2 separate regions of the Mus musculus genome follow, and region 1 is linked to region 2. The links are chromatin loops, found by intact Hi-C in ENCODE. Cell type or tissue: heart. All regions are shown on one strand.

Region 1 (2,500 bases), 270 kb before region 2:
GGCTAAACATTTACATTCAATTTAAAAAATATTTTTATTTTTGTTAAATGTCAAAACCCAATCTCTAGAACCCAATCTGATGAAAGGCTATGCTGAGTGCTGTTTTCAGTGTGCCCTGAATCTGGATATGGCCAACTACCTTGCTTTTGTGCTTTCCTAGATATTGTGTTTAAATTGATCAGTCCCAAGAAAGTTCTGGGAACGAGCTGCTATGTTAATATTTAGTATGGGCTTATTGATGTTTTATTTACATGTTTATCTAATCATGATTTTTCTGATAATGCTTTTGTGGACTCAAAAAACTTTCTTGAATCATTGCTTGCTTTGTTTTATTTATGTATAAAAGTATACTGAAACTGAAGTAATGTTTTCTACAGCATTAGACTGTAGTTCTCCCCATTCTTTTAGGTTCTTAAATCCCAGATCTTGCAGACATGGGTCTACATAGTATGGTGAAGGTTGACAATCTTGTTTATCTGTTCAGAGAAGCAAACCTTGATTTCATTAATTCCTTCCTTAAAATAGTATTTTGGTTTTTTTGTTTTTTTGGTGTTTTTTTTTGTTTTGTTTTTGTTTTTTTTGGAGAATCTAATACTATTAATTGTTCACATCGTCCTTTTCCTCCTTCCAAACCTTTCCATGTAACTCTTTTCAAATTCACAGTTGTGTTTTTCTTTAATTGTTCCTTTTTGATAGAATCTTTTTTAAAAAAGATTTATTTATTTAATGATAAGAGTACACTGTAGCTGTCTTCAGACACACTCAAAGAGGGCATTAGATCTCATTACAGATGGTTGTGAACCACCATATGGTTGCTGGAAATTGAACTCAACACCTCTGAAAGAGCAGTCAGTACTCTTAACCTCTGAGCCATCTTTCCAGCCCCAAACAGGTTTATTTATTTTATGTACTCGGTTGCTTTCTTCAGACATACCAGAAGAGGGCATCAGATCCCATTACAGATGGTTGTGCAATGGAATTCGGGACCAGTGGAAGAGCAATTACTGCTCTTAACCACTGATCCATCTCTTCAGCCCTCTTGAGCCATCTCTTCAGTCCTCTTTAATTGTTCTAATATACAACTTTTAAATAGATGATGATATATAATATCATATATATGTATACATATTTGTATATATACATATATGTGTGGTGTGTGTGTGTGTGTGTGTGTGTGTGTGTGTGTAACTAAATACATAAATACAACCTGCCCAGCCTGCATGATGATACTTGTGTGTATATGTTTTCAGTACTGGACATTTGGTATTGAACAACTAATTGGAATGTTCCTTCCTTTTAATTTCTCTTTACATTTCTTAGCTTCCTGTAGTTACTTGTGTTGTGTTGATGTTTGTGGTCTTTCCCCACACCCATCCTCACCAGGTAAGCATGTCTATTAGAGTCTTCCTTGCTTGTTATTGTTTTTTATTGGTAAAACTTCTGGCATTTTAAAGAGATATAATCTTACAACCAACTCCCTGTTTCTCTGGCTCTTATAATTCTTCTGCCCCATCGTCTGAGAAGCTCCTTGAGTTATTTAAGAGTTGTATTATAGATGTATTCATTAGGACTGTGTTCCATAGTTCTGTAATTCTGTAGGTTGTAGTTTTCTGTAATGTCTCCATTTGTTGAAATGAGAGGTTTCCTTAATAAAGGGTGAGGATCATATTTAACTGTGAATATAAGGACAAGTATTTGAAATACAGTTCGGCATTACATTTTCTTAGAAACATGTGAGTTGTTGATTCTGTTTCAGTATCTACAACTTCACTATCCTTGGATAGTTGGAAAGGTTTCCAATACCAAACATGATTTCTTTCCTGTTGAGTAGATTGTAAATCCAATTAGAGAGTTCTTGGTAATGGCTAGAGTAGGTTTGGCCCCAGTAGACTCATGTGATAGAATGCTTGGCCCTTGGGTCAAGTGTATTAGGTGGTGTGTCATTGTTGGAGCAGATGTGACCACATTGGAGGAAGTGTGTCACTGTGGGGGGGTAGGCTTTTCCGATCTTCTCCTGTTTGCCTTCAAATCAAGATGTAGAACTCTCAGCTCCTCCCATGCCATACTGGGAGGCATCATAATTTGGTTCCTACCAAACTATGCTGTGTATTGTTAACCTCCTTTAGAAGCTTGAATAGTGCCTTCTGGTATCGTGAAACTAGTTCTTAGAAAGGAGGCTTTTATATTAGTTTCAATTCAAGAGCTGCTTGTCCTATGTCTGAATGCATGGTGTCTTCAACATGAACTTATGTCTACCTTTTGTAGGCAATACCCTACACTGTTTTGGGCATCTCTCACATAACTCTGATAAACAACTCAAAAGGATTTTTATGCCTGGAGCTGGGCTTTTGTTCGATAGTCTATGCCTTTCTATTCTCACTGTTAGATAAAATGAGAATATTTCAACTAAACTATATATGTATATTTATATACCAATTTATTGTGGACTTATTTTTAAAATAATATGTTCATTAACTATCTATCAATTTCACACATTTAT
Region 2 (2,500 bases):
TTTTATTATTTTTAAATTTGACACCATCTTACAATATATTACTGTATGTACTGTCCATTCACAAATACAGATGATTACTTAAGGGGTTAATAACCTTATCTTCTTGTACATCAAATATAGTGAATATTATTTCTGGTGTAGTTTCTTAACACATTTCAGATAGTGTTTCTTAAGTGCAGAGAAAACAGAGAACAGATATACACAGATGCCCAGTCTCTTGCAACCTGCATTTGATTGCCCGTGTCATACTGGTAAGGTGCTCTTGTTGCAAATGCCCAAGTGTAACTCAACTTCAACATAAAGGATTTCATGATTAAGGTCAAAGGCTGAAGGGCATCTTAGGCCGTTTGAGGCTATAAGTACATGAGTGTTAAGTCATGGACCCTAGAAAAGTAATAAAAAAAGAAAATATTCACCTGAAAGTGGGCCTGGAGTTTTGGGAAGAAAACCTAATTCTTAATCTTTACAGGAGTCTGTTTCTCCATTCTAACATCAATTAAAACTCAAAAGAAATTTGAGGTCTACTCTTTAGTTTTATCTTTTTAAGAGGCCATTTTCAATTAATATGCACTTTCTTTGCCCAAGTGTCCCCAATTTTTTCTTTGCTAGGTCTTTGAGGACACACTCCCTAGATACGCACATTAAGCTTTATAATATACTTTGATGAACTGAAGTTGCACAACATCGAAGGATGATGGTTCAGCATCATATGGAAATGCTATTGTGTTTTACCTTGAAAGGAATATGAAATTACTCCTCATCACTTGTCAGAACATAGCAGCCGCTACACACAAATAGTACATTTAACTATATCAAAGTGCTGTCTACCATCTTTGGATAATTGGGATGCAGGTTTTTTCCCCACAATTAGGCTTTTATTTATTAAAGAAGTGTGCTTTGTAGCATATGTGAATTTTAAAAATGTTTCCTACAGTCTTATGAATAAGGACAATAAGTTGTTTTGTTTACATTTGCATCCATTCTTTAAAATGTTGCTGGCACCTTCATTCATTCGTTGCTCTACTTTGTGATCCTTTTGAACTGTGGCATTATTAGTCAAGATCTATTTTCATGTTCCTGCTTCCTAATAGAAACTCTCTTAGGAAACAAGTGGGCTGAATGTGCAGGCTTGCATTTAGAGGCACCTAGGATTTGATATTTTAAAATCTCACTTTGTTTTTCTCGTGTGCTGCTCAAAAATGAGCTGTCTAATGTTTCCTTGGCAGCATAGTAATCACACTAATGCCTTTCTCCACTTTTTGGAATATCTATACTGCTATCTACTGGCCACTGGAAGCATTGCTTTATACAGGGAGTATCTTGTTTGTTTTACTGTTGTTGTTTGGTTGGTTGGTTGGTTGGTTTTTGGTTTTTGGTTTTGTTGGTGGTGGTGGTGGTGGTGGTGGAGTGGTGTTTTGTTGTTTCTGTTATTTTGTGTGTTTGCTTGTTAAGGTATAATTACATCTCCCCTCCCTGTTGTTGTGTGACGCTATTCCTGGGAAAATATGAACAAATGAGTACCCACTTCAGATAGGGAGCTGATTGATGACTGAGCTAAGTACAAATACCAACTTGTTGAAGCAGTGAGTTTTTGTGGGCTTACTTAAAGGAGTATGGGTGAGGGATTACTTACAGCAGCAGGAATAACTCACAGACAACTGCATCATTAAAGTCTTCCCCAGCTGGGGTAACAGCTAACAAAGGTGGAAAATCATGAACATACTATACAACTTGCAGGATGCTTAACAGGTATGACAGTGTCCATCCTTTGTAGATAGTATAGTAAGCATGCGTATGCTCAGACAGTCTCTAGTTCCAGGCAACTGGGTTTCTAAGATTCTTCAAGGTAGTCTGGCTTGTTTGCTCTTTACTGTTTCTATACATCCATAGGGAGGGAGGGACCTGCTGAATCTGGTCAGTTTCAGGCAATTCCTGAAGATAATTTGACTTGGTTACTCCTGAGCTTCCCTGTTGTTTAGGAGTAGGATGTAATGTTTTGTCTCTCTTTAGAACAAGTGCCCCGTTGTTTCACCTTCCTTTAAATATTATATCTTAAAATATTCTGTTGTTTACCCTGCTGTCACATTCTTCATCTTAAAAAAATTAAATTTAAAATGGAAGATTCCATGCTAAAAAAAATTTACTGCACAACTGCATTCATTCTCCTAATTTCTCATATGCTCCCCCATTCATACCCTGATATTCATCTATTTTATATGTGTATATGTAACATTTAATACAACTACTGAACATAGGGCTATTGGTATGTGCATGACAACTTAAGGAAACTCATCCCTGAGGAAGACTGATCTTCCTCCTCTCAGCAGTCAACAGTTGCATGGAGTTCTCTGTGTATGGGTAGGGCCCATGTGAGATGTTCCTCTTTCACATTATCGTATTCTTTGATGTCAGTGTTTGTGTCTTGATTAGGTACCCATGTTGTTGTGGTATCATCGATGAAGCTATCCCATTGTATCTAGGAAACACAATCACATGGCAC

The links. Hi-C counts contacts between places; a loop is a spot of excess contacts. Peaks named below come from ENCODE experiments on the same cell type or tissue, not always from the same donor. Only the 100,000 strongest peaks of a DNase experiment are listed, where the experiment ranks them.
Region 1: a loop joins it to region 2, with 2.9 times the contacts of the local background. A loop is called at or near these places in 4 of 42 quality-filtered maps.

Annotation. Positions count from the first base shown.
Region 1 is chr2:23,587,437-23,589,936 of GRCm38, reverse strand. No RefSeq gene overlaps it. Among named protein-coding and RNA genes, the nearest start is that of Spopl, 17 kb to the right of the region's middle. In heart, a CTCF peak has its summit at 940 (motif pointing right); no DNase peak of the experiment used is centred here.
Region 2 is chr2:23,313,845-23,316,344 of GRCm38, reverse strand. No RefSeq gene overlaps it. Among named protein-coding and RNA genes, the nearest start is that of Nxph2, 6.2 kb to the left of the region's middle. In heart, a CTCF peak has its summit at 1,285 (motif pointing left); no DNase peak of the experiment used is centred here.